2 separate regions of the Mus musculus genome follow, and region 2 is linked to region 1. The links are chromatin loops, found by intact Hi-C in ENCODE. Cell type or tissue: left cerebral cortex. All regions are shown on one strand. Each heading gives the region's core, and the rest is flanking DNA. Links, peaks and the distances in the headings are about the cores only.

Region 1 (15,523 bases), core at 2,521-10,520:
TTTTATTTAGTATCTGTTATATAACTTTCCATCATTTAAGCCCTTGCCTCCTACTTATTGCACATGTGTCCTTTTTCCTTTGCTGTATTGAATATTGCTTATTAAAAGAGAATTTTATTCATTTTAATATTTTTACAATTAAGCTCACCTTCAGAGGTTTCTTGAGTAAATTCTTACTGCCTGCTCCAATTTCCTGGTTTTTTGTTTTGTTTTGTTTTTTAATGAAAACTTTATATTGTGTTTACAGGTGTCTCTGTTGCTTTGGTATATGTGTTGTGAAAAGAGAAATAAATATTAAGATATGTTCTATGAGGTATGGTGAGATGTGGGGGAAGGGAGTGTCTCAGCGGGCCCTTGCCAAGGCATCCCTTTCCCATAGGGATCAGCCACACAATGGTATAGTATAGAACAGAGTTTATTTAGGGCATGGGGAGGGAATTTAAGAGGGTAGTAGAGGCAGAGAAAGGCAGAGAGGGAGAGAGTAGAGAAGTAGAGGCCAGCCATGACCACATAGAGAGAGGGGAGAAGGGAATGGAGAGAGAGGGGGAGCGAAAGGATAGGAGGCAAGAGAGACAAGAGTCAGAGAGGAGGGGGCAAGCAGCCCCTTTTATAGTGGGCCAGGCCTACCTGACTGTTACCAGGTAACTGTGGGGAAGAGCATACCTGGCTGTTGCCAGGTAACGGGGGTGTGGTGTGGTGGAGTCCAGACAGAATACCAAAATATATAGTATGTGAAATCATAATGGACATTTTTGGAAGTCCTTTATAGTAATTTTGTGAAATAGATACAAATATTGATTACTAAATTGAGACTCAAAGAAGTGTGACTCACTCAGAGACATAATTTTCCAGTCAATTCTCTACTAGCAGAAAGCTCATATCTCTAATATCTCTGTCTCTTACACTCTGTTGTAGCCTTCTCAGACCACAAACCTCTCTCTACCTGACTTATATTACTTTGTATGTAACTGAAAACAAAAATAATAATAATTGAAAAATAAAAACCAACACCAGCAAACCAAGCAGACTTGGCCCTAGTTCCCCCTCCCCCTTTTATTTAGCATTTTTCATTCACATTTCATTTTTGGGTTTACTTTGCTGAAGTTGCTTTTGTTTTACGAGTTTCTGCGGCAGCTTTTAGAGACAGATGTCTAAGAGGCAAGCCTTTGTATAGGACAAAGTCATTATTAGACTGCCTCTTTTTATTTATGGTCCTTTGTACCTTGAAGACAAAGGGCACTCTGAGTCTTGTCAAGAGAGCATGGAGTCCATGGAGCTGACTCCTGTTGTTACTGCCGAGATAATGGCTGAATGAGCCACCAGCTTCATTCATAAAATCTTCAGCAGAATTAGCTTGAAGTGTTAGGCACATACGAAAACATCAATATGCTTTATCATCAATCTGGCTTCTTCTGATTTGAGGGGGAAATTAGACAAATGTAAGCCTGCTCATCTGTCTTACAAAGCCAGCACCAGAGCTGATTAAAGCCGGGAAGTCCATGAAGTCAGATAGAGGTGACGCTCTTTGCTCTGACTGTGCTTCTTTCAAAAAAAGTGGAGATCAAATGGATATGGGGTTTGATAAATATTTTTAGATATTTAGTAATGAAGAACGGTGATGATTACATATCAAAAATAGCACAAACAGGCATTTATTTATCTGTTCTGTCCTATAAGTATCTTAATGAATATGCAGGAAGAAAATCAATAAAAAAGACTAGTTTATGAACTGACTGTATTATCTGTTATAGGCAAATTTCTGTATATATGAAAAATAACGTGTCAAAGAGCCAGGGTATTCAGAACCATGAAATATTTCGTTTTGATTTCTTTTTGGGCATGTTTTATGTATTTCTTGAAATATTAAAACAGAAAGTAATGATTTGGATTTTTCATATTTATAGTCAGCTATTCATTTTATCTTTGCACAGAATGCATTTGAAGATTCTACTTAAATTTATTTTTGGATCTTAAGCAAGCCAACCATAGGCTCATAGTAATGCTAAATAGTGTGTAGATTATGGATGGAGAATACCAGGTTTTCATACTAAGCAGATACAACATGAGTTCCTGATTCAGTTGATTGACCATTGTTTTCCAAAATAATTCCTTCAGATCACTAAAACAACTACCTGCCATATCTGCTAAAAACCAGATGCCCTAGAATTTCCTCCCTCCCCCTCTAGTCACAATTTCTAAGTGCTGTGTTAAATCTTTGCATTTTGACAAGTGCCTAGGTAATTTAGGTGTGTGCTAAGGTTTGAGATCTCCTGGTAGAGAAGATTGCTCAGATTGCGTGTATTGCTTTCCTACTTAAGGTGGTTAGGTTAGGAGATCTCTGTAGACAGGCAAGAATCTTTTTTTTTTTTAATAGAGTTATTTATGTACTTTATGTATGTGAGTACACTGTTGCTATCTTCAGACACATTGGAAGAGGCCATTGGATCCCATTACAGGTGGTTTTGAGCCACCATGTGGTTGCTGGGAATTGAACTCAGGACCTTTGGAAGAACAGCTAGTGCTCTTAACTGCTGAGCCATCACTCCAGCCCAATCTGTTTTTAATGTAAGAATCAGCTAGAACTTTAGAGACTTGAAGCCAACCTAATATGTAATTAGTGCACTAATGAATTATTAGTTTCTGCTGAGGCTGAAACTTGGACTTCCACTGTATCAATTCTGTTGTTTGGCTCAGTACTGTAATGCTTCTAAAAACTGTTTAGTTCCTGTTGAAGTAAGGAAATACAGATAAACTTGTGTTCAACTTGCTTCTGATCCCCATTTCCTGTCCACTCTCCTAGCCCTTTTCTAGATGCCACTTCTTAAAAAATTGGCCACCGGCCGTGGTGGCACACTCCTTTAATCCCAGCACTTGGGAGGCAGAGGCAGGTGGATTTCTGAGTTCGAGGCCAGCCTGGTCTACAGAGTGAGTTCCAGGACAGCCAGGACTACACAGAGAAACCCTGTTTCAAAAAACCAAAAAAAAAAAAAAAAAAATTGGCCTTAAACTAAAAGTGTAGGAAGGAAGGGAAGATGCGAGGTTTCCTAGCAGTTTATAGAACTTGGGCCTGGTTGGCATGCTGTTTATATGGCTACTGGTTTGTAAGGTAAGTTTACAAACCATGTTTGTCTTAACCCACTTTTTCAATTTCTTGAAGATTTACTTAATTCTATTTTATTCAGAATCTGAGTTTAACTCTTTGGCTTTGGGGATAAAATGCACATTGAAGAGAAAATATTTTTACTTTTGTGTTCTTTACTGTAAGGTCCTATCTAAGATTTGGAGTAAAATTAAAGGGCCAGCCGTTTCTCTTACTTATTGAGTAAATTTTAAGAAAACATACTGTAGAAGCAGAGGTTTGTGTTGATGATGGAATTTTATGTATTTGTTTATGTACATACATTTACAAAGAGTAAAGCTTCTGTCTACATGTATGGTAAATGACTTGGTCAAATGATACATTCATTTCAACTCTTACGATCAAGTGAGAAAATTTTTTGATTATTCCTAAAAACATCCTTATTCTCCTTTATAGTAGATCCACTTTAAAAAAATAATCCTCAGCCATTGGTAACAATAGATCTAATTTCTGTTATACTTTTGCATTTTTTCAGCTGTGTCCTAGATGAAATAGTAAGTTATGTATCTTTATATTTCTGGTCATATTAATTTAATGTGTTTTTATTTGAGAGTTTTTCTGTTTTCATTTTTTTTATCTGTTTCAGTATTTCTTTCCTTTTTATTGCCAAGCAATACTCTGTTGTGGGAACTTACTGTAGCTTGTTCATTTACAAGTTAATGAACATTTGCTTTATTTTATACATTTGTGAATATACTTATAATCACTGATGTGCAAGTCTCTAAGGAGTACAGAGTTACTGGATAATGTGATAAAGAATATATTTAACTTTATTCATTGTTTGCTTGCTTGTTTGTATATCTTTAGTCAGATTCATGAAGCTGTGTGTGGGCTTGAACTTCTGAACTTACTGTCTCTGCCTCAAAGTCTTGGGATTACAGGTGTGTACTATGACATCTGCTATATATTTAATTTTATTAGAAATTACCAAACCACTTTCCAAAGAGATTATTGAATGTCTGTGTGACATTATATTGTTTTAGCACTTCAGGGGACGATGCAGAAAGAACATGAATTTGAGGCCAGTTTGGGGCTACTATAATGAGGCCCTGTCTCCGTCAATCAATCAATCATAGTTACATGTCATTTGTAAATGTCATGAATAAATTTATTATAAAATATAGAGTGACACCATAATACAGAAAGTATTACTTTGATTGTCTTGAGGTATATAGTTATTACCATTGAGTACCCTTCAGACTTTGCAGCCTTTACTGTCGTCTCCAGAAGTGTTTTAGCTTCACAAACTGAAACTCAGTGTCCATTAAATAGTAACTCTCCATTATCTGATCCTCACAGCTCTTGATAACTACATATTTTGAATTTTAATTTTTAAAGACTGTGGTGGGTACTTTCAGAAAAGTAGAATCATACAATATTTATCTTTTTATATTTAGGTTATTTCCCTCTGTAAAATGTTTTCAGGGTTTATTCATATTGAAGCAAGTATCTAATTCTAGTCATTATAAGACTGAATAATATTCCTTTGTATGCGTTGGTCATAATTTTTTAGACATTGATTTTCTGGTGAATGCTTTGGGTATTAACACTTTTTGGCTCTTGTACGTCTTGCTGCTATCAAAATTGGTACACAAATAATCTTTCAATCCTTGCTTGGAGTTTTTGGGGGTATACCCAGGAGTAGAATTGCTGGGTCATATATTTTATTTTACTTTATTTTATTTTATTTATTTATTTTTTTTTTTGGTTTTTCACACAGGGTTTCTCTGTGTAGCCCTAGCTGTCCTGGAACACACTCTGTAGACCAGGCTGCCCTCGAACTCAGAAATCAGCCTGCCTCTGCCTCCCAAGTGCAAGGCATGCGCCACCACTGCCCGACTCATATAATTTATTTTTAAGAGAAACCCTGTCTCGAAAACCAAAAAAAAAAAAAAAGAAAAGAAAAGAAAAGAAAAGAAAAGAAAAGAAAAGAAAGGAAAAGAAAAAGAAATAAGATGTTGGTTGTGGTCGCTTCGCCGAAGTCCCATCACTTCCCACCCCCATGAAGTGGATGTTTAAGGAGGACCACTCGCTGGAACACAGATGCATGGAATCTGCAAAGATCAGAGTGAAGTACCCCGACCAAGTTCCGGTGATCGTGGAAAAAGTCTCGGCTCTCAGATTGTTGACATTGACAGGAGGAAGTACTTGGTCCCGTCGGACATCACCGTGGCTTCTTAGTTCATGTGGATGATCAGGAAAAGGATCCAGCTTCCTTCCGAGGACGCCATCTTCCTGTGTGTGGACAAGACAGCCCCACAGTCCACCCTAACGATGGGATAGCCTTATGAGAAGAAGATGAAGATGGATTTTTTTTCTTTTTTCTTTTGTTTTGTTTTTTTGTTGTTGTTTTTTCGAGACAGGGTTTCTCTTGTATGTGGCCTACAGCGGAGAGAACACTTGGTTTCTGAGCTAGGTGCACCCTTCTTGCTTGTGTTTCTTTTAAATAGCTGGCTGTTCTCAGTTACTCCGCCGGAGCCCCCACACAGATCCATTAGTGCATTTGTAACTGGATTTATTTCTTAATATATTGGAAGGTTTTGTTTCCTTAGATTAGTAAATTATCATACAGAGTTTGATTTTCAGTTTTCTTTTTGTGCACTGACCTCATGGCTATATGCTCCAGGGAACCTGTCCTCTGGGAATCATATTTAATGAAGATATTTCCATAATGAAGGGAGGTAGGTGTGGTAGTAAAGTGAAAAGGAGAGGCTGATGTATTGTTCTGGATTATGTTTCAAGTGTTAGATGGCTAAGTATTAAAAGCACCCAGATTAAATCCTTAGCAATCAGAACACTTGCCTCACTAGATTTTGCCAACTGCAAATCATGTTGGACTGAGTACCTGTTCTTCTTTCTGAGACTGTTAAGGTAAATAATTAACAATAAAGCCTCCTTAAAAAGGAAAAAAAGAAGAAAGAAATGAGATCTCAGTATATTGCCAACATTGGCTTTTAACTACTCAGGCTCAACAGACCCTCCCGCTTAAGCTTCCCAAGTAGCTGAGACTTAGGGTGTGTGCCCCTTTGCCTGGGTCATCATTATGATTTGGTAGCAATTGCTTTCTTTCTTTTCTTTTCTTTTTTAACATTATGAAAAAGACCTCTAAAAGTATTCCATTTTGTTATTTAAAATTAATAATCTAATTTACTTTTTAAAAGAATAACATTTTCTTCCCTTCATTTTAATATTCTGTGTGGACAAGCCTAAAATTTTGTTGTTTGATGTGTAGGTTTTTGTTTGAACAAATATCTTTTTTCTTGTACAAATCTTTAAGGAGTTCTGAATTACTGGATTATGCGATAATTCAGTTTTCTTAGACTTAACAGGACTGTGAAACCGAAGCAGAAAAAAAACAAAACAAAACGGTGAAGTCTTTGTTCTATTACTTAGTTATTTTTCAATTCCTTTAAAAATATATAGGGCTGTGTGAAGTTATACTTTAGGATAATTAACATCCTGAGGAATTTAAGAAGGCATTCTAGAACAGTAGAGATTATTGCTCACAAATTATACCATCATGGAGAGAGATCATATTACCAATAGACTGATTCTTGAGTTTCTAACAAAACGTGTTGCTAGGGTTTATATTGATAAAGATGATTATGACTAATAGCTTATGTGAACTGTGTTTTCAGCCACTCAGAGTTTATTGCTCTTAGTTTTTACAATACCACATGCTGTTATTTCTGGTTTGCACTTGAGAAAAGAGAGGTATATAAAAGGTTACTAAACTAGTGAAACTTAGATTTAAACCCTGGTTTGCCTCCAGAGCCTCCCTTATTCTTGTTTCCCGTATTCTGTACTAGGAGGTAGAAGATGTGATTCGTGGCTCCAACAGTTGTCTAGTTGAGATGTTGGGTCTCAAGGTTTTTGTGTGTGTGTGTGTGTGTGTGTGTGTGTGTGTGTGTGTGTGTGTGTGTGTATACATGAATTTGTGTTCATGTGAGGAGAGTAGAAGTTGACATTGGAAGTCTTATTTAATCACTCTTTACCTAATTAATTAATTAAGTGTGTATGTTTGTGTGTGGTGTGTGTGCACATCTATGTGCCTGTGTACATGTGGAGGCCAGAGGAAGATGGCTAATTTTCTGCTTTATTACTTTCCATATTATTCTGTTGAGACAGGATCTCTCATTGAACCTAGAACTATGCTGTTTATCCAGCAAGTCTCAGAAATACTCCCATCTTCACGTCCTGCCCACCACTCTTGACCCCAGGGCTGAGGTCACAGCAGCGTTCAGCCGTGCCTGGCTTATATGTGAGTGCTGAGACTCTTTTTTTTTTTTTTTTTTTTTTTTTTGAGACAGGGTTTCTCTGTGTAGCCCTGGCTGTCCTGGAACTCACTTTGTAGACCAGGCTGGCCTCGAACTCAGAAATCTGCCTGCCTCTGCCTCCCAAGTGCTGGGATTAAAGGTGTGCACCCGGCATGCTGAGCCTCTTAAATCAGTCTTTATGCTTGCACAGCAAATACTTTTCCCACTGAGCCATCTCTGCAGCACTTCACTTTTCTCTTTTGAGACAGGGTTTGATCCTGAAGCTCACTGATTGGCTGGCCAGCATGCCTCCCCGTGCTGGTTTATAGCTGCGTGCTTCCATACTCTGGGTTTTTTTTTTTTGTTGTTGTTGTTGTTTTTAAGTCATAGGTGCCTGAGGTAGAACTAGTATTCTTAGGTTTAAGCACTTGTACCAACTAAGCCATGCCCTCAGCCCCCTAGGTATATAACACATATGTTTACAGGTATAGGGTGCAGTAAAATGCTGTAAGTAGAAAAAAAGTCCATTTTTCTGGCTTGATTGTCATAGTAAGATACAGTCAGGATTCTGAACTCTAGCTGGACTGTGGTTTTGACCTTGAGAAGCACTATGGACCATGTGCTGTACATCTTGCATTCTTTATTGGGTAAGAGACGCAGAAATATTCTTTTAGTACATTAAAGAAAACTTAGCCATGTATGTAGCTGTACATAAATGGGATTTTCATTAACATTTATTTTTTTAAAATTGTATTTAACGGAAATTGCGTACAGTTTTAAGGATGTATGCAATTGTACAACTTTCTTGCCTTTTAAAGAAAAATTTCCTTACGTTTTGAAAGTTCTTCATGAACTATGGGAGATGGTGGGGAGAGAAAAGAGAAGGGAGCATTAATATTTATTTAGTTCCCATAAGTAACTTTTATTAACCTTTCTTTTTTTTTTTTTTGAGATTGGGTCTCTCCATGTAGCCATGGCTGTCCTGGAGCTTGCTACTTAAGATCAGGTGGCCTGGGACTCACAGAGTCCCAGTCTTGCCTCTTCCTGTCAAGTACTAGGATTAAAGGCATTAACCACTGTGTCTGACCTTTAGTAACACTCTTAATGCTTCAGGTTTATGCTCAGAGACTGTGTGTGTCATTCATTACACAGCATGCTGTCATTTCCAGCCTGAGGCCTTATGACTTCCCTGAGTCAAACTGATTGAGTCCTGAAGCCTGAATCAGACCTCAGCACAGGAGAAGGCAATGCCCGCTTAAATCACCCACGGTAATAGACCTCTCTCTGTGAGCTACAGAAGGCAGACCACAGCCTAATTCTTTGGTTCTTCTAAAAGAACTTCTTTTGGCTCAGTCACATGTGACCTACAAGTTACAGGCTGAGTTAAACTCAACCTACAATGATTGGTTTTAATATTTGCAGTTTTGTAAACTGTGCCACAGGATAGTTGTCGGAAAACAGACTTCTCAGAAGTCTTTAAAGCAGTCATTACTGTCCAGCACTTAGTGATAGTGTAGTTAGCTAGGTTTAGGTTTTATCTCTGGCCTTGGAGTTACTCTGCAGCTTTAGTACATATCTGTGTAACTTTTTAAACAGAGGCATAGGAAATTGTCTTCTCTTCTGAAAAGGTAACATTTAAGGGTACAAGGAAGTGGCAAAGCATTGGCCGGTGAGCCAATACAAAAGCAGTATCAACTTTGTGCTTTACTGGAAAGAATCAGGACAACAGCATTCCTGTCATTGGTGGTGCATTCTATGATTTTTTTTATAGATTCAGGCTAGATTATTGAGTACATGTTTCTTGGAACTATTGCCTGATAAATGTAGTGCAAATTTTAAAAAGGAAACAATGAAAATTACTTTTGTAACTTCGTTATTTTCACTGTTGTGGCATTTTCTATAAAAACATTCTATAAAAGGCCGTTAGTGTTTCATTAGTTTTCTCTATACTTGCTCCATAGTACAAACTTTTCCTCTGTATATAACCCCATTCTGTGAACACACTTTTCCTCAGCCTTTGATCAGGAAACTTATGTAAAGATAACATCACTTAAATTGACTAATGAATAAAAGGACAAGATAGAAAACACTACCTTTATCCTACTTGTTAGTAAATTTTTAAAAAGAACAAGGAAGCAAGTGATTGTTATTTTGACTAAATTACTAAAGCTGCAGGAAATTAGCTGTGAAAATTTCCCTTCCCTGTTTGGTGGAAGATTTCATTTTGTAGAACAAAATTGGAAGGGCCTTTTAAGACTCCCCGGTTCAGTGCCTTCATTTTCACAGAAGTTTTATCAATCCTCTGGCTTCAGAACTCAAGAAAGTATTCTTCCTTCAGACACTACCAAACATGGTCTCTTCAGTATGTAAATGATTTTTTGCCTTTGAAAATTCCAGAATTCAAAAATATTAATCTATATACGAAATATATATTGCTTTTTGTAAAGAAATGAAAGTTCTTGTCAGTTTTGTTTGAGGTTAAATAAGCTGAGATTCTAGTCTTGTCCTTGGGCTGGTAGCTGACTAACGAACTATTGAACCTTACTATGTTTCAGTTTTCTGATTGTTACTTAGTGATAATATAAATATATGTTATCTTGTGCAGTTTTAAAAAAGTCACCAAGTGTCTCAAATTGGTAAATTACAGCAGAAAGAAGAGAGCCAATTAAGTTTTTATGATTTGGAATATACTACTGGAAATTCTTTTCAACACCTTTATTGAAGTGTAATTTGCTTACTGTTTGCTTCCCTCTCCCCCCTCCCTCTCTTCCTTCCTCCCCTTTTTCCTTTTGCCCCCTTTTTCTCTTGCTTCCTTCTTTTTCTGTGCTGGGTTTTAAACCCATAGTCTCTACCCTGAACCATTTATTTTTATAAATGACCATCTTTGGGGATCATGTATTCTCTTATGCTAGTTTTATTTTGTAATTTTCTGCTTAGTAATGATGCTGAATACTGCTTTATGTTCCTTTTTAGATATATGTGTAGCTATTTACTAAAGAATAAAATGTTGATTTATATATTTTGTCTATTGTAAAATTGGGTTGTGTTTTTATCTTGTTGTAGAAATGTATTGTGTATTACCTGACAGAGTGAACTGAAGTCTGGATATGAGAGAAAATATTTGTGTGTTCTGAAATTTTTATTTTTAACATATAAATAAATCCTCTTTCAAAAGGAGAAAATTAGAACTTAGTACTGTACAAGGAGTATTCTACCTTAGGAAGTATTGTGGAGGAAGAGTTAGGGGAAGGATTGAGGAATCCAAAGGGATAGAGACTCCACAGGAAGACCAACAGAGTCAACTAACCTGGACCTTTCAGGGCTCCCAGAGACTGAACCACCAACCAAAGAGCACACAAGGACTGGACTTAGCCCCCCCCAGCACACATGTAGCAAATATGTAGCTTGGTCTTCATGCAGGGTCCCCAACAACTGGAGGAAAAAGGGCTTGCTCTGACTGTTGCCTGCCTGTGGAACCTGCTCTCCTAACTGGGCTGTCCTGTCTGGCTTCCGTGGGAGAGGATGTAACTACTCCTGCAGTGACTTGAGGTGCCAGGGTGGGTTGGTACCCAGGGAGGACCTCCCCTTCTCAGAGGTGAAGGGAAGGGGTACAGGGGGGATGAGCTGTGTGAAGGGGCTGAGAAGAGAGGAAGGGTCTGCAATTGGGATGTAAAGTGAAGAAATAAATCAATGGAGAAAAAAAATCAGCTTATAAATGTCAAAAACTAAAAAGCCAAAACCAATCAATCACACAAAAACAAAAACCCAAATAAATAGTGCTCCAGGGAAATGAGTGATGAATGAGATCTAATTTTTGTATTTGTTTTGAATGACACCTGTTTAATGTTTGAGAAATCTTTTTAAATGTTTAACTTGATAGAATTTGAACAGTAGAATGGACCTTTCTTGCGATGTGGAGGATATATGTTATAATTCTTTGGTTTGTATGTCTTTTTGTTTTAATTGTTGCTTTATCAATTTTGTAATTCAGAAATTTAAATAAAGCTTTTAGAAGAGTTTGATTAAGCAGGGAAATGATCTGTGCATTAGGGTGGTTTGTAGAGCTGAATGCTGTCCATTTCCCTATTGCACATCTCTGTTGCCAAGGTCTGCCAGTTGCCATGCTGTGCCTCCTCTTGTTAAATAATGTCTGCCTTACCTCAGGGATGGGGAGGACAGTTTGGTATCTGTTAAAGGTCATGGCTTTGTCTCATCCTTTTACTTCCCTGTTCCTTCTCTTCCTTAACTCACTCCCATCCCCTTTATAAACTTGCTCAAAGAGTCAGCACCCTCTCTCCTCTCTCTCCCTCTGTTCCCCCCAACTCCGTGTGTGTATGTGTTGTTACCATTGCATGAGACAAAAAGCCTGTTGTCTGCCTTTCCTGATCACTTGACTGACATTGTATCAGCTACAATTAAGCTTGAGAATTTTATGAATAGCAGGGCAGATCTCTGTGTAATATATGTAGGAGGTTATTTATATATTTTTTTAATCTAAAGTATTCCCAGAAAATGTAGTTTTCTATTTAAAAAAATATTTTTGGTGGAGGGGAGTGAGGCGTTTACTTGGTGGAAGAAATAATAATTTAAATTGCTTTTTAACCTTACTATGTAACACAGTTTTGAAATCTCATTCTGTACATCTTATAAGATATTTACTCTATCTTATAGGTGTTTGAAATTACTAGATTTTCCATAAAAATCTCTGGATATAGGTTTCACTGTGTTCCTGATGAAAGTCTTTTTACAGGGCACATGTAAGACTGAGAGGAGGGGATTCTCCGAGGCTTGAATTTAAATAAGTCATTTCAGTTAGTAAATTTAGAGAAGCCTGGGTACCATCTAATTCTGTCACAGCATCTTATCTCCTTTGCCATCCTCAGTGTCTCAAGGGGACCTCATTACCTTTCAGCAAATTATGTTCTTTATCAGTGACTGTCAAAACTGGGAAGGATAGAACAGGATAATGTAGGGGACCTTTTCTACATTAATAGCTGTCTTGATTTCTGGGATTTTGATGAGTCCTAAGAAAGGAAAATGAATGAGATGAAAATAATGTGATACATTTAATAGTTCTGTGATTCCTTAATCCCTTCTTTGTTGCTGTTTAACAAACTATCCCAGAACATAACTACTTAGAAAATCAATGAACATTTATTAATTCACGTATTTTTTATTGGATTTTTTCTTTTTCTTTCTTTTCTTTTCTTTCTTTCTTTTTTTTTTTTTTGGTTTTTCAAGACAGGCTTTCTCTGTATAGTCCTGGCTGTCCTTGAACTTACTCTTTAGATCAGGCTGGCCTCGAACTCAGAAATCTACCTGCCTCTGCCTCTCAAATGCTGGGATTAAAGGCGTGTGCCAGTGCCACCACTGCCCTGCAGATATTTTCTTTTTTTTTAATTAGATATTTTCTTCATTTACATTTCCAATGCTATCCCAAAAGTCCCCCATACCCTCCTCTCCACTCCCCTACCCACCCACTCCCACTTCTTGGCCCTGATGTTTCCCTGTATTGAGGCATATAAAGTTTGCAAGATCAATGGGCCTCTCTTTCCAATGATGGTCGACTAGGCCATCTTTTGATACATATGCAGCTAGAGACACGAGCTCTGGGGAGTACTGGTTAGTTCATATTGTTGTTCCACCTACAGGGTTGCAGACCCCTTTAGCTCCTTGGGTACTTTTTCTAGCTCCTCCATTGGGGGCCCTGTGATCCATCCAATAGCTGACTGTGAGCATCCACTTCTGTGTTTGCTAGGCCCCAGCATAGCCTCACAAGAGACAGCTATATCAGGGTCCTTTCAGCAAAATCTTGCTAGTGTATGCAATGGTGTCAGCGTTTGGAGGCTGATTATGGGATGGATCCCCGGGTATGGCAGTCCCCTGATGGTCCATCCTTTCCGCATTCTTAATCATCAGGGAAATGCAAATCAAAGCAACCCTGAGATTCTACCTCACACCAGTCAGAATGGCTAAGTTCAAAAAATCAGGTGACAGCAGATGCTGGCGAGGATGTGGAGAAAGAGGAACACTCCTCCATTGTTGGTGGGATTGCAAGCTTATACAAACACTCTGGAAATCAGTCTGGCGGTTCCTCAGAAAATTGGACATAGTACTACCGGAGGATCCAGCAATACCTCTCCTGGGCATATATCCAGAAGATGTTCCAATTGATAAGAAGGACACATGCTCCACTATGTTCATAGCAGCCTTATTTATAATAGCCAGAAGCTGGAAAGAACCCAGATGCCCCTCAACAGAGGAATGGATACAGAAAATGTGGTACATTTACACAATGGAGTACTACTCAGCTATTAAAAAGAATGAATTTATGAAATTCCTAGGCAAATGGATGGACCTGGAGGGCATCATCCTGAGTGAGGTAACCCAATCACAAAAGAACTCACATGATATGTACTCACTGATAAGTGGATATTAGCCCAGAAACTTAGAATACCCAAGATACAAGATACAATTTGCAAAACACATGAAACTCAAGAAAAACGAAGACCAAAGTGTGGACACTTTGCCCCTTCTTAAAATTGGGAACAAAACACGCATGGAAGGAGTTACAGATATTTTCTTTTTTACATTTCAAATGTTCTCCCCTTTCCTGGTTTCCCTCCCTCCCTCCTGGAAATACCCTATCACATCCTCCCTCCCCCTGCTTCTATGAGGGTGTTCCTCATACAGTTACCAAATACAGTTACTGACACTATTGTGGATGCCAAGAAGGTCATGCTGAAAGGAGCCTGATATGGCTGTCTCCTGAGAGGCCCTGCCAGAGCCTTACAAATACAGAGGCGGATGTTAGCAGCCAACCATTGAATTGAGCATGGGGTCTCTAATAGAGGAGTTAGAAAAGGGTCTGAAGGAGTTGAAAGAGTTTGCAGCCCCATAGGAAGAACAACAATATCAACCAACCAGACCCTCCAGATCTCCCAGGGAAGTAAGCCACTAACAAAGGAGTACACATGGCTCTAGCTGCATATGTAGCAGAGGATAACCTCGTCATGCATCAATGGAAGGGGCCGTTCTTGGTCCTGTGAAGGCTCAATAGATACCCTAGTATAGGGGAATCGAGGGCGGGGATATGGGAGTGGGTAGGTAGGTGGAGGAACACTCTCATAAATTCATGTAGTTTTATGAAGATGTGACCAGACTCCAGTCATCTTGAAGGTTTGTTTAGGTGTAAGGGTACTCACTCACATGACCATTGTTAGCGGAACACTTCTTCACTGTCTGTTGCCATGGGGCTTTTAGTCCTATGGCTGGCTTCATAGAGCTAGTTGAGTAATTTTGGGATATGGTGGTTGCTAGTGTTTCATCGAATAATTGATTCAACAGCAATAACAACAATAAAAAACAGAGCAAGGAAGGCCATGATTCTTCCTACGATCTGGTTTTAGAAATCATATGCTGTCACTTCTGCCTTGTCCCTTTCCTTAGTAGTCACTCAGCCTATTTATCCTCAAGGAGAAGGGAATTGTGCTTCATACTTTAATGTTGTTGTTGTATTGAAGATGGAACCCAGAGCCTTGCACATGCTTAGTTAGTGCTGTACCACTGAGCTATCTACTCCTAGTTTCATATTTCTATGGGGAGAACACTAAAGAATTTGTAGAGATATTTAAAACTAATATGAGGCTTATAAAAGATGAGTGATTCCTTTTTTAATGATTGGCATTTAAAAGTGCATTTGGGTGCCTTCCATATGCAAATTAATAGAGATATATTGAGGTTAAAGACTCTACTATTTAAAATTTTATAGACAGCTGAAAAGTGCATGTAAATAAGAACATAAAATATGTTTTCAGAATATTTGTGAATTTCATTTTCAAATTAATTTCAATCTACTTATTAAAACTAAATGGAAATGTTGCAAAAATTTTCTTTTTGTTGAGAACAAAGCAAATTTTTAACTAGCCATCTGAGTATGTATTAATTGAAGTCTTTAGGATAAAGTTGGAAATTTGTAATGTAGCTACTTAACTCAAATATATAAAATACGTATAAATATATATAGCTTTAATATATACATAAAGTGTATATCTTAAATATAAACATATATATCTTATATGTAGAAGAGATGCCTTGGGAGAGAGCTCATTTCGTAAAGTACTTTCAC
Region 2 (15,523 bases), core at 5,075-13,074, 49 kb after region 1:
CCATCTAGCCAATTTGTGAGCTCCATGTTCAGGAAGAAATCCTGTCTCAAAAAATGGATTTCATAAAATCTGAAGTATAAGTATAGCCATATCAAAACATATAAATGAATAAAGGGTATATAGACTATTATAGGCATGTAAATTTTATTGTTTTTTGTTTTTCATGACAGAGTTCCCCTGTGTGACTCTGGCTGTTCTGTAACTCACTATCTAGACCAGGCTGTCCTTGAAGTCAGAGATTCGCCTGCCTCTGTCTCCCGAGTTCTTAGATTAAACAGTGCGAGCTAATACCACTGAGCCATAGGCATTTAATTTAAGACAAAAAGGAATAATAATCTTTCATTTTCTTTATGGTGCTTTTCGCTTATTAAAATGTATTGCCAAACAAGTCTGGATGGAGTATTTGGAGGTATTCAGACTCATTAAAACATGTTAAAAAGTAACTGTAGCAGAGTGAAATTAAAAATCAAATTGCAAAGTGGTGCATAAACATTCTCTGTAGTAAATAATCTCTTGCAGTTACTTGGAGGTAGAATTTTAGCCCAAACCACCAGGAGGAGCCTTATGAAAGGGAGCCAGGACACTACCCTAAGACTTGTAATGCTATTCCTTCTGTGTTTCTCGTGATGATTGGACTTGGTTCATTAAGGACACATAGTAGACCATGCACTCCATAGGTGGTGATTCATTCTGCAGGATTTTAAACTGGAGGATTTAATGTTTCCTAAAACAAAATATTTGTTTATGCCTATGATAGAATTAAAATATTGAAAATAGAGATGGTCTTTAAGCTAATTATTGAAAAAAATTATATAAATTAAAAAGCTGAAATTTGAATTTTGAGTATCTTGTTTTTAGCCTTGAATAAATCGATCCTATCTATGGTATATACAGGAAGAATAAAAGTAATTTATAAAATTATTTCATGAGTTTTTCAACAAATCAATAAAATGTTTTTAAAGTTACAATTAAGCATTTGCTATTTTAATTTCGCATGTGCTTTTTTAAGAAAAAAAAGATATATAATGATGTTTCATAAAGTAATATGAATTGTCTACACACAATCTAGACCTGTCATATATACATCACAAAAAGGGACAATACTAAGATTATTTGTTGAAAATATTGTCTGATACATTTATTGTCTTGTATACTGTAATGCTAATATTAATTAAGCAATTAATGAAAAACCAGTTACACATAGGATCTTTTTGTCATTAATATACCAATGAAAAACTAGTCTGCTTATGAAAAGGTAGACGTTTATGTGAAATGGCTGACCATATCAGATCTTAGAGAACTTTTTTTTTGTTTTGTTTTTTTTTTTATTTCTCCTGAGACAGTTTCTCTGTATAGCCCTGGCTGTCTTGGAACTCACTTTGTAGACCAGGCTGGCCTCGAACTCAGAAATCCACCTGCCTCTGCCTCCTGAGTGCTGGGATTAAAGGCGTGCGCCACTACACCCGGCCTTAGAGAACTTTTAAAGTGACTTCCTTTCCTAAATGTTTTATTTAATTGAAGATCAGAAGCAGTCATAAATCAGGCTCCTTTTATTATCAGGATCACTTATCTTGTTAGCAATACAATACTACTGACGTCTTTACTCCCAACCTTTAGATCACTTTAGGCTTGTATTTCATCATAAAACCTGTTATTATACCTTTTAACTTGCTACATATAAATTTAGTATTATGCTTACATAAAATATTTTGCATAATATCAATGTTCTTAATTTGTAGTTTTTTCTGATAATTTTTATTTGAATTTTATTGCCTTATATGCTGTAATTAAATAATTATATAAACTTAACTTTATGAGTGTTCTATGTGATGTCTCTGCCAACATTTTATATTCTTATAGTCTGTTGATTTTACTTGTAGTGCTCATGATATCTTGTCTCCTCATGCATTTAATTATCTTTGTGTTCTGAACATTATACAGAATTATAATCTTTTATTTGCAATTTCAAAATTAATCATGTTCAAACAAGACAACAAGGGTTTTCATGGTTCATTTGTTGGACCAGCCTGCTATGAAGTGACACTTTGTTTCATTTAGTATGAAAATTGTTATATTTTGTTTAAATTGATAATAGGTGTTGCCCTACCATATTGCTGTTATGTTGTAACATATAATATATATATATATATATATATCAGGTTCTTGTTCTGAAATCTTGTGAGTTCTGAAACATATTTGGCCTGAAGGTTTAAATCAATAGAGTCCAATAATTTGGCATTGCAATATGTTATTATCATCTACAAATATAGTGAGCAACATTTACAGATAATCCTGAGATGTGTGCAATTAATGCACCACAAGTTGGACACATCTATGGTTTGAAGAGAGCCCAATGGAGAGGGACATTGCTACCAAACCAGAGGACTAGTTGTTCTCTGACCCCCACATTACACCATGATACTTGGGAGTTACATGCTTATCTTTGTGTGCAAAATTAATTAAAATTAATATTAAAAGTTAAATTTGATCTTTTAGTTCTAGAACTAATTCTTACATTTCTCTTAATAAGATTTTGCTTGCTTCAGCCAGATCACAGGGACGCTAGTATAGTAATACAGGATACCTTGACAAATTACCTACAAATTACCTAGAAGATGTAAAATTAAGCTTCTTACCTTTCATTTACTTGTGTGCTTAGGGTATAACTATTGGAGTCCAAGTTCAAGATTGACTAAAAGGAAAAAGATAAATTGACTGGGGTTTTCATCTCCACCAGGTTTTAGTTTCTGACTTTTATCACTCTAGCCTTTAATGCCTGTCAAAGGCACGATTCAGTTTCTGGGACCTCTTCTGCATAGTAAAATTCCCCAGCAGAGACAGGCCTCTGATGCCAGTATCATTTCTGTCTCTGTCTCTGTCTCTGTCTCTGTCTGTCTGTATATCTCTATCTCTCTATCCCTTTCTATCTTCAAGATAGGGTTTTTCTGTGTAGTCCTGGCTGTCCTGGAACTCACTCTGTAGACCAGGCTGGTCTTAAACTCAGAGATCTGCCTGCCTCTGCCTGAAAAGTGCTAGGATTAAAGGCGTGTGCCACTATGTCCAGCTAGATTGTCTCAGCAAAGCAGTTGATCATCTGGTTAGTTTTTCTTGTCTTTTCTGTGTCTCGGAGGCAGCAGTGGAATCCCTGGCTTTCTCTCAGTGTAGGTTCTCACCATTTCACCTTTGGTAATATCCTAGATGGTTTCCCTCTATTGATCCTTATCTCTTGCTAATCTAATTTCCTGACTATTAGCAGAAAGATCTTTCTTTAAAAACACCAACATGATCACATTTCTAGTCTGCATAAACTTTTTTACTTTCCATTTTATTAAATGTTTTTGAAAGTCTTTAGGAAGATTCATTCACTATTCTGTTGGTCTACCTCAAGTTGTTGTATACCATTATAACTATTCATATACTGCACCTAGATTATTCGTCTGTGAGATATATCATGATGCTTTTGCCTTTATCTTTTCCTGAAGTATTCTCAGCTTGGAATCGTTATTTCCCTCTTCAAACTCCATTTTCAATTTGAAACCCTTTCATAACTATTAGACCTGGGGAAATTGTTTTGTTTTCTTCTTTAGAGCTTCATCTGTCTGCTTTCCCAGCCCCTCATTCTCTGTTGCTATACTCTGGCTCCTAGTTATTCTCAGTATGCATATGTGTTTCCCCAAGGGAACCCGAAGTAATGGGTGAATATTAAAAGCATTATTATTCATCCTCAATGAGTCCCACTCCAAGAAAATAATGAATCACTTCAGCATGTCTGTTGAGCTCATTGAACAAATGTTTGACCTGATGTTTTAAAATTCTATACTTCATTTTGAGCTATAAATAAAATGAGGAGGTATTGTATAAGGCTTCTAAGGACCTTTCATCTTGGCTTCCAGGATTCTAGTTCATGTAGAGATTGTCTGTGCTTTGGGAAATAATGATAAAGTGAAGTTAAAGTGAATCTGAGAGATTGTAGAAGTTAAGGGAAAGAGGCAGAATGAAAATTTAACCAATTTACTATATTACAATACAGTAATACAGTAAGTTTGACAAATACTTTTTTTTTAATTACAAAGAACTTGCCAAACTCATAATGTAGTGAGCAATGAAAAGAAAAGTAATTGAACAGATAGCCGGTATTTCAGAGTGCTCTGTATGGTTTTTATTGTAGCTTGACTATTAAGGTGTTCTCCAAGTCTTGCATATTTTAAAGAATTTACTAATAGCTGATGGACTTTTGAATGTTAATGGACATTTGATTCTTTGTTCTGTCCCACTACAGACTTTATCATTTCTAGAAATCTTTTGGTAGAGTTTTTGGATCTCTGATGTATACTATCATGCCATCCGCAAATAGGGTTAGTTTAAAAACTTGTTTTCTTATTTGTATTCCTTTAATTTCCTTCTCTTGCCGGATTGTTCCAGCCAGTGCTTCAAGAACAATATTTTGGCTAGCCTGACTAACTAAAAGAATGAGAGGACGCAAATTATTGGACTCATAAGTAAACACAAAGAAACATAACACTAAAGAAGTTCAGAATGTTATAAGGAAATACTTTCAAAGGCAATATAACATTAAGGAGGAAAACCTTTAAAAAATAAATTTCTAGATTTAGCCAAATTTCCAAAATATGCCAACAAGGTAACAACCTAAACAAACTTATAACAAGTGAGAAGATTGAAATAGTAATAAAAAATCTTCCAACTGCCCCAATTCACAGAGTGGGGATAGTGAATATTCTTGTCTCGTTCCTCACTTTGGTGTGGATGTTTCAAGTTTTTCTTCATTTAGAATGATGTTGGCTGTGGGTTTCTCATCTGTAGCCTTTATTATATTAAGGTGTGTTTTTTCTAATCCTCATTTTCTAGGACTTTTATCATGAAGACATGTTAAATTTTGTTAAAGGTTTTTTTTTTCCATCTATTGAAATAATAATGTAATTTTTATCTTTAGGTCCATTTATGTGGTTTATTGTTGAACTGTCCCTGCTCTGATATGTCAGCTGGGTTTGGGTTTGAGTTCTTGCTTTTCCAAATTTATTTTTTATTTTATTGAAAATAGATTTTTTTCTGTAAAATTTATACTATATTTTGATTATGATCTATATTCTCTCTACTCATCCCAGCTCCTCCCCACCCCCCTTTTCATACAGATCCACCCCCTTTCTGTCTCTCTAGAAAACAAGCAGGTTTATAAGGGATTGTAATAAAATATAATAAAATAAAACAAATACATTGGAATAAGACAACAAATAAACAAACAAACAGGAGTCCAAGGGAAAGATGTGGTTTCCATACTCAGGAACACCATGAAAATGCAAAACTGGAAGCCATCACATATACGCCAAACCTGTATGGTAATAAACTAATAATGATACATAAAGAAATGATAAGTAAGTAAATAAAAGTTAAAAAAAAACCAGGAACCTTGATATGTTATAATGAGACAAGGAACCCCTAAAGATGCTGTTGAGTTATTTTGCTGTTGGCCATTTACTGCTGGGCATGTGGCCTCATCTTAAGAGTAGTTTGTTTCCCCAGTGAAACTCTATTCGAGAAAATTAACTTTTTGTTAACAAGTGGTTATCAATTAGAGATAGCTTCTGGGTTAGGGATGGGGCACGTGTTCATTCCCCTTTCAACTGTAAGACTATCTGGTGCAGAGCCATGCAGCCCTGCGCATGCTGCAGTCTCTGTGAGATCATATATGTTTTAGTCCTGCTGTGTTTAGGAGGCTTTGTTTTCTTTGAGTTCTCTATCCCCTTTGGCTTTTATACTTTTTCCTCCTCTTTAACAGGGTTCCTTGAGTCCTAAGGGGAAGGGTTCGATGGAGCCCTGCTTAGGACCGTTGGTCCAGAGTCTCTTACTCTGCATACTGTCTGGCTGTGGTCTCGGTATTGTTCCCATCAGCTGAAGGAAGAAGCTTCTCTGATGATGGCTGAGCAAGGCCCTGGTCTATGAGTATTGGAAAATGCCATTAGGAGTCATTTTATTGCTATGTTCCCTTTATAGAACAATAGTATTTGGTTTTACCTTAGGTAAAACCTTACTTTGGTTTTACCTTACTGTGTTAGGTTCTTGGTCACCCAAACAGCACTGGATATAGGTTCTATCTCATACAGTGAATCTTAAATCAGATATGTGTTCCAAATGTTTGAGTTTGTGTTATTAAGTCATTTATTTGTGCTCTTTCTGATTTTTAAATGTAGTCTGTCCCAGGAAAGAATTGGTTTTCTACCCCAATTGGTTTTCTAATATCAAATGGTTATCCCTGAAAGCTTATGTAAAGCAGCATTGTACAGACTGAGCAGGTTGTAGTTATGTATTTAAGAATATATTACAGATACACACACACACACACACACACATACACACACACACACACACACACACACACACACACACACACACAGTAGTTTAGAGCAACTAAATCTGTATGATTATGTTTTTTTGCCCTTTAGCATAGAATCATAAATAATTATTTAGAATAGAATTAAAATGCTTTTGGATCTTATGTTAATTATTTAAGAATTAAAGGAGAGGTTGGCTTAATTTTGAAATCCTTAAAAAATATAAGGTCTTACTTTAGTTACAGAATTTTATACTCTTAAGAGATAGTAATCTCTTGGGGCTGGTGAGATGGCTCAGCAGGTAAGAGCACCCGACTGCTCTTCCGAAGGTCCTGAGTTCAAATCCCAGCAACCACATGGTGGCTCACAACCATCCCTAACGAGATCTGACTCCCTCTTCTGGTGTGTCTGAAGATAGCTACAGTGTACTTTCATATAATAAATAAATAAATCTTAAAAAAAAAAAAAAGAGAGATAGTAATCTCTTAACCAAGTTTAGTTTGTGTTTTCTATTTTTGTCTTCTATATGAATGGCTAGAAATTAGATGTAGAAATATATTTGTTTTTATGCTTTAGAAAAGGCTAAAACAGCTCATTGCATGTTAATAATGATACTGTTACCATAAACCAGAGAAAAGTTTTTTCCTTTTATATTCCTCATGATCTGTTTTTACTTTCTAATCCCTAAATTCATAATTGAAGAAGGCATTTGTAGATACAGATTAACAGTAACTATAAAATGAACATTTTAAAATTAAAATAGGAATATGATGTTTGATCTAAAATAGAATATTTAGTCCAAACAGTTACGGTGAAAATAATGTAGGTTATCTACTCAGTCCTGTAGTTACTCGTGTCTAATTTTTTTTTTTTGGTTGCCTAATTCAGAATATCTGATCAAGGCAATTGCTTTATTTTGTTGTTTGGCTTTAAACCATTCTTTTGAAATAAGAATTCATTAATTTGTGTATAAGAAGTGCTATCCTCATTTTGAAGAAAAGTATGTGTTAAAGACTGGAACTCCAGCTCAATTTTAGAAAGCTTGCCTTGCATGTCCTAGTTCTATCCCCAGTAATGTTAAAAAGGGTGTATGTTAGTGCTTAGAACGTTAATATATAAAGACAACTTGGATAGAAAATACAAGAGATTCTTAGGTACTTCTGATCACCATCGTTTACCAGCATGTAATGCAGCAATTGTTTAATCTTAAAGTGGATAAATTAACAACACTGATACATCACTGATACCACTCAAAGTTCATAGACCACATAAAGTACACTTGTTGTGTGATGTATTCTATGGCTTTATACAAATATATACTGAATTGTATCCATGATTACAATGTAAGTGCAGGGTTTTCAGTGCTTTAAAACCCCATGCCCTTCTTGTTCATTCTCTGACACCCTTTATAGATCCTAGCAAATACTGATCTTTGTATTGTCTCCAGAGATTTGCCTTTCTAGAATGTTATATTGTTGAAATCATAAAACAGAGATTTTTTTCAAATGCTTAATAATATGCATTTTAAATTTTCATGGATAGTTTATTTCTTTTCAGAACTGAATAATAATCCTTTATACAGCTGTATTCCAGTTAACTTATGCATTCAGCTAATTAAGGACATTGTGGTTGCTTCCAAGTTTTGGCAATTATGAATGAAGAGGTTTTAAACGTTGATGTGGAGATTTTTGGGTGGACATGAGTTTTCAGCTTGCTTGGATAATTACCAGCATGAGTAATTGCTAGTTTGTTCATTAAGACTGTGTTTAGGCAGAACATTCCTCATTGGCAATTAGAGTAAACCAGCGAACAGTGGCTTTTCTAAGGAATAGAAGCTGAACAGCTGTAGAAAAGCTACCCTTTGGGCATTTTATGTCCCAAAGCAGACATTATAGACTGTTCTAGAAATCTGGATCTATGGCAGAGCAGTTGGTATCAGCACTGTCAGAGAGTCTGCAGAGAAATAAAGCCATGTTGACTCACTTCCAGTAGAAATCCTTCTTGCTCTAGTCTGGTCTGTGGACAGCACGGAATGATGGAACAGAAAGCAACCATTGTTGAGTCTAGCCTGGTTAGGAAAGACTTGCTGCAGAAAGTAATGCTTCAGTTACAATCAGAAACTAGATTGTAAGGAACGGAGGATCCCGAGGATCCTGTGCCATCTACTTATAGGGTGTACAGTATGAGCAAGATGCCTGCCCTTAAAAGGACAGTGATAAGTAGGAAGGACTAATAGACTGATGTGTCTTTAAGGAGTTTGAAGTTGTGGAATAAAAAGAGACCAGGCTGTACATTAAAGAATTTTGTATCATCAGAAAGATAATAGGCCACCAAAAGGTTTTAAACAAGGTAGAGTGAATTAATTTTTTAAGTAATTTTCTGTCTGTCTATCTGTCTTAGTTAAGGTTTTACTGCTATGAAGAGACACCATTACCAAGGCAACTCTTACAAGTACAACACTTAATTGGCACTGGCTTACAGGTTCAGAGGTTCAGTCCATTATCAAGGTGGAGCATGGCAGTGTCCAGTTAGTCATGTTGCAGGAGAAGCTGAGAGTTCTCCCTCTTCATCTGAAGGCAGTTAGGAGAAGACTGGCTTCCAGGCAGGTAGGAAGAGGGTCTTAAAGCCCACGCCCACAGTGACACACCTACTTTAACAAGGCCACACACCTCCTAATATTGCCACCCCCTGGGTCTATCACACCATCTGTCCATTAATCCATCTTACACCTATCACTCTATCTATCTATCTATCTATCTATCTATCTATCTATCTATCTATCTATCTATCTACCTTTCCTAGGTTGGTTTCAAACTTAGGAGCTCAAATAGCCCACCCATATCAGCTTCTTAAGTAGGTGGGGTTATAGGTATGCTTGCACACATGTATACACCCATCACTGGGAGATACTCTCACTAAAACAAGAAAATGCTTTACATGTGGCTAATTTAGACATCTACTATAATCTAGGTGAGACATTATCTTGTATTGGTTTAGAGGAAATGGTGAGATAGTTTAAGTAAAACCTGGAAGGGGAAGTCAGTAAGACTCATGTAGATACTGAATGGTGAAAGAAGAAAAATCACTAACAGTTGTGGGTGTAGAACTGGCTGGATATAGGATGAGAGGAGAGCCAGATTTTAAAGGGAAGACTACAGGGTAGATTCTATGCGTTTGAATCAGGGATGTAAGAAAATATTAGTTTGAATGAATTTTGATACAAAGTTTAAACTGGCAGTATAAATAGATGTGATAGTGATGAATGACAGCTTCAGGACATGAATATTGACATATAGTGCCAAGGACTCAGCTTTGAAAATTTCTAATTATTTAGAATTGGAAGAAAGAGATGAGATTGGAGGTTGCGGGAACAGTAGAAGTTTTTTGGGGAAGGGTGTTTAATGAAAGAATATAATTTGGGGACTAGGAGTTATGTAGGTTTGTTTTATTTTTTTAAATATATTAATATTAATTTTTAAAAAATATCAGGGATTCTAATTCTTGTCTGTTTAAAAATCAGTGTTTAGCCCTTCTAGATATTTTTGTCTCTTTGGAGAGAGGCAGATGTGTACATGTAAGGTGTGCCTCTTAGATCTGATTCTTAAAAAGGAGGTAGAGTTTATTTTATTTTATTTTATTTTATTTTTTATTTTATTTTATTTTATTTATTTTTTTGCCACAGGAAGTGCTCCATTGGGAAGCAGATGTGCCCCAGTGATACGGGATGGGAAGGGGATGTTTTGTTGTTAATTACTTCGCTTCCTATAAACAAGGACTTTGTATTTTTCAAAGATGTCCTTAGGGTATTAGAAAATAAATCCTATGTTTAAAGCTTTCTGTGAATTAATATAAGAAGTATATTTTATTATGTTGTAGTAACAGAATTATATTTTTAATTTAGTAAAGCTTATGTATTTTAACACAACAGAGTTTGTGGGCTAAGTAGAATAGAATTTCTGTTACAAAAGTATGTTATCAGATAGGGAGTAGTGGCAGACTGTAAACCGAGAGCTTCTATTCTGCTTTTTCATCTGTTTCCCTTAGTTGAAATAAATCTATAAAGATATCATGAGACACTCATAGTCTATTTTAAACAAATTATAGGATCTAAACCAAATAATGCTAGAATAGCTAAGATTTAAATTTCATAGGTAAGTTGTTTAACTCAGAATTTTTCAACTGTACATCTAGATCCGTTTTTTTAAAAGCTAATTATGCATGCTCTATATTCCTAGAATGAAAATTAGGATATGTTTTGTGTTTTTGCTATTAACTTTAGACAGCAATTTCTTTCTTTCTTTTTTTTTCTGGCCTTTTTGCATTGTTAAAAAGCTTGGTTAAGATTGATCTACAATGACTTGTTCATGTTTCCACCCCCTAATTCTGATTCTGTAGGTTAAAGTTTTTACTTTTCTGTGAATAGATTTTTGCTTTGTTTTTGAGACTGGGTTTTTTTTTTTTTTTTTGGTAGCACAGGTTGTGCTGGAACACTCTGTGGACCAGGCTAGCCCCAAACTCATTGATGTACTTGCTGGCCTTAAAGGCATATACCACCACCAACAGGCTTACTGTGACTAGTTTTTAAGTATGTGTTTATTAAGATTTTATATTTTCAAAGCCAGAAAAACATATTTATTATAAAATTTCATATAAAAATTAAAATAGAAATTCTACCCTGAATCACAGGGTTTTTAAAATTTTTGATGCACACCATTCTAGTATGATGACGTACTATTGACCATCTTTAGCAAAATCATGCTCTCCTTAAATTTTTTTTTTATATGTTTGAGTGTTTTGCCTACATGTGTATCTGTACATCAGCTTGATTCCCTGGAACTGGAGTTAGAAACAGTTGTAAACTACCAGGTGAGTGCTAGGAATTGAACTGAGGTCCTTTGGAAGAGCACCCAGTACACTTAGCCATTGAACCATCTCTCTCGCCCTAAAAGTACAAGTTTTAAATGTTGGTAATAACTAGTCTGTAATGTGTATTAAGTTTTGTCTACTTTCCCACCGTTGTTTGTCATAGCTATTTTCTACACCCAGGATGGATACATGTTGTGCATTGCTTTTCCTCACCCCTCTTCAGTCTGACTTAGTGAGAACTAGTTCTATCGTTCTCGTGTATCCTTATCTTGAGGTTTTGAAGCAAGGAGTTACTTCTGTAAGTTGAATTTATTACTGTTTTTCTTTTACTTTTCTCTTTTTTAGGAAGACTAAGAAATCAAACCTAAGGCCTGGTATAGGCTAGGCAAGCATTTTGTTACAGAGGACACTTGTAGCCCACCCCTCAGTATGGTTTTCAGTTTGCATTGTCAATGTGTTTTGCTTTTCATTTTGTGTATTATATCCTTCACAATTAATTATCTCAGGCAGCACATAGAGTCAGTTTGTTTCATTAGTGAGATTCAATTACTTGTTCACTCATTTGCCTATTCATCTATTTTTTGTTCAATGTAAATCAGTCTTCCCACAGCCCTTGGGCACATAGAACATGGTTTTGGAATTGCCAATCTCTGATACTGGATAAGCACACCCACTGACTAAGAGTTCAGTATTGCTTACTTTAAAAAAAATATATATTTAAATTGTAAATGAATAATTAGATGAGTCTTTATGGATTACCACTACCTTCTTCACTGGGAATGCTTCTCCCCCTTTCTTCCCTCTTTGCCTTCCTTTCTGCCTTCTTCCCTCCCTGTTTCTTTACTTTCTACATTAAAAAAAAAAAAATCAGATTTATAATTACACCTAAGTGAAAATTTTGTAGTCGTGTTTTTTTGTGTTCCTTTGTTGGAATAGTATTTGTAAGATTCATCCATGTTTTATGTTTTATGAATTAGTTGCCATTTTTTTCAAGCTAAGTAGTATTCCATTGTATGAAAATACCATAATTTATCTATTTTATTGCTCTACCCAATTGCATTCTTTCAATTTTATAACTATTATAAATAAAACTGCTGTAATTTGGAAATTCAGGTATAAGCAAATGTATTTTAAAGGTTCTTTTTAAAAATACCTATAGCAGAATTGCTTAATTGTACTGTAAGTGCATGTTAAACTTAATTGTATTGCCTGTGTTTCTGATAACAATTTTGACAGTTCTACCTGCTGATCCTTCTTACTATGCCTTTGATTTGCATTTCTTTAACTAACAAGAGATATAGCTGTCTCCTGTGAGGCTATGCCAGTGCTTGGTAAATACAGGAGTGGATGCTCACAGTCATCTATTGGATGGAACACAGGGTCCCCAATGAAGGAGCTAGAGAACGTATGTATTCAAGGAGCTGAAGGTGTCTGCAGCCCTATAGGAGGAACAACAATATGAACTAACCAGAATGCCCCAGAGCTGTGTCTCTAGTTGCGTGTGTAGCAGAGGATGGCCTAGTTGGCTATCAATGGGAGGAGAGGGAGGAGAGGCCCTTGGGCTCAGGAAGATTCTATAGGGGAATGCCAGGGCCAGGAAGTGGGAGTGGGTTGGTTGGGGAGCAGGGGGAAAGAGGAGGGTATAGGGGATTTTTGAGGAGGAAACGAGGAAAGGGAATAGCTTTTGAAATGTAAATGGAGAAAATAATTAAAAAAAGAAAATTTTCATGTGTTTGTTAGTCATTTTTAAAAATTGTGACGTAAGTTCACTGTTTAGCTCACGTTATTCCTGAACTCACTTCTTTCTTACTTGGTTTCTCAAGTGCTGGAATTTCAGAAATGTTCCATCCCGCCTAGCTAAGTTTTCTCAGTGAAGGCTTTTTATTTACTTTTAAAAGAGTTAGTTTTTCTTTTTATTATGTTTGTGGAAGAATAAAACAGTTTGGGATGTTTATATTGTGAATCTTTTCTGCCATTTTGATGTTGCTTGTCAATATTATCAGTGGGGCCTCCTATTGAGCAGAAGTTATGAAATTCATAATTATTAAGGATTTCCTGTAACCTGCTCTTTCTTTTCGTATCTTCGAAGCTCTTTGCCTTCTTGCAGGCATACCTTTTTAGCTTTCCAGTGCTGATAGTTACAGTGAAGTGTGTTTCCTAGCACAGCACTGTTGTAGACTACACACTGTGTCACAGAAGAGGTTAGGGTATAATCACTTGCTTCTTTGTATACATTTTCATTTCTTATTTTTAAATACAGATAAATTTATATGATTCAGAGACCTTCTAATTTGGTATATTGTGTTTTTAAGAAACCCAAGTATCATTGGGCAGTGGTGGCACATGCCTTTAATCCCACCACTTAGGAGGCAGAGGCAGGCAGATTTCCGAGTTCGAGGTCAGCCTGGTCAACAGAATGAGGTCCAGGACAGCCAGGGCTACACAGAGAAACCCTGTCTCGAAAAAAAACCAAAAAACCAAAAAACCAAAACCAAAACCAAAACCAAAAAAACCCCAAAAAACTCAAAAAACAAAATAATAACAACAAAGAAACCCAAGTATCTCAACATTTCTTTATTATACAAATGAACAAATTTGGAAAATTTGTAAACAAAGAAAAATGAATTTTATGTCTTTGTGGTAACAGAAATAGAACATTTGATATGCTGAAATGAAGAAATAAATACATGAAATTTCCTTACACTTCTTACAATAATAGTAGAAATAGTATGAGAACTGTTTTTCATTGTATACATTTTATAAATAAATGGGTAGTTTTTAAGTTTTCCAGATGAAATCTTTTTCATGCAGTTTACAAAGCGACTTCGATTGCTCTGCTGTATTTCTTTTATTGGTGGTCTGATGTCTGTCATGCTTTCCATTTGAAACCCTTATTTTTCAGGGGTTTATGGGCAGACTGTTGAAAAAAAAATACAACTAGCCAAAATTTTGGCAGTCATTATCTTGGTTCAGTATAAGGTACTTGCTTTAACAAAATGTTAAATAGTCAGCTCGTTTTAGAAAGATGTAAGAAGCAGAAAGAAGCAGAAAGGAGTAGCTTTGGTTAAATGATGGTGTTTTTCCAACTAACTTATTTCAATTAGATTTGCATAGCAAATTTTTCCCTTCTACAAATTATTTAAATATGTCTGTTCCTATGTTTCCAGTTGCCACAGAACTTGCCTCAAGAGTTTCTTTTTTAGGGACTAGTGCTGTATCAACAGTAGGATGCTTGCCTAAAATATATAAGGCAACTGGGTTCAATTTTTCTTTTTCTTTTTCTTTACAATGTTTTATATCACATGTCCTCAGTTTCTGCCCCTCTCCACCCATTTATGCCTTTTTAATCCTTTGTAATGTATTTACACTTAAAATGACCTGAAATTTTGGCAGGTACACATACAAACATACGCACCCCTACTGCAGTGCCAGCTTGAAACTGTGGTTTGTCCTGCTAGGTAGAAGACAGCGTGAATTCATATTTAAGAGAGTATAACATAAATAGCCTCAACTTGTTTTTAATTAAATTTCTGAAATACAGATTTTAAAATTATGCTAAGGAGCAGCTGCTCTAAACACAGACTGTTAGCAATTGTTTGTCTGTCTGTCTGTCTGTCTGTCTGTCTTCCTTGACTGTGTCAACTTAAGTACTCATTCTACAATTTATTTTTAATCTATTGTCATTTGCACAGTACACTAATTGCTATTGGTTCATAAAGATACTTGTGGTTTTGTGGGGTTTTTTTGGGGGGGGGACACTTCTTTTCACTTCTTTAAAAAATCATTCTCTGATATAGGATGAACATTATACTATAAGAAGAGCAAAGATTCTTTGGAAAATTTTTTTTTCTTTGTACCCTGAAGAAAATTTGTTTCAGGCAAGAGATTTTTAGGTGTCACTGGAGTTTTGAAGATCTGGGAAAATGGGGTAATAATATGACACCAGCTCTTAAGCAGCAACATCTGCTGTGGTTCAAAGCCACACAAAAGCTGCTTAAACAGGCAAATGTTTTGGACTGCCCGGACAAGTGTGGTTCAATGGTAAAGACTACAGAGTAGAAGAAACAGTCCTGAAGGGTTGAAAAATGGAGTCCTGGAAGATAAACATCTTTAAGAAACAAACCTCATCTTGTCCTCCAAGCTATCGAAGATCTTTGTCAGAACCTGCTTATGCAAATTCAGAGATAGGAACAACTTTAAAGATTTATCCATGGTGTGGTTCAGTCAAAAGCAAGAGGAAGAAAAATGAATATGCTGTTTCCAATCTGGAAAAGCCCCTGGAAGCTTATAGGTGGCAGAAGCAGCCTGGC

The links. A loop is a pair of places that touch in the nucleus more often than their neighbours do. Peaks named below come from ENCODE experiments on the same cell type or tissue, not always from the same donor. Only the 100,000 strongest peaks of a DNase experiment are listed, where the experiment ranks them.
Region 2: it touches region 1 in a loop (2.3-fold over the local background); 11 of 42 quality-filtered maps call a loop at or near these places.

What each region holds. Positions count from the first base shown.
Region 1 is chr1:157,373,948-157,389,470 of GRCm38, reverse strand. The region is part of intron 1 of Rasal2 (RAS protein activator like 2); the gene reads left to right. It also overlaps the pseudogene Gm6058. Among named protein-coding and RNA genes, the nearest start is that of 2810025M15Rik, 31 kb to the left of the region's middle. In left cerebral cortex, for the core only: no CTCF peak of the experiment used is centred there; no DNase peak of the experiment used is centred there.
Region 2 is chr1:157,327,690-157,343,212 of GRCm38, reverse strand. The region is part of intron 1 of Rasal2 (RAS protein activator like 2); the gene reads left to right. Among named protein-coding and RNA genes, the nearest start is that of 2810025M15Rik, 77 kb to the left of the region's middle. In left cerebral cortex, for the core only: no CTCF peak of the experiment used is centred there; a DNase peak (open chromatin) is centred at 8,186.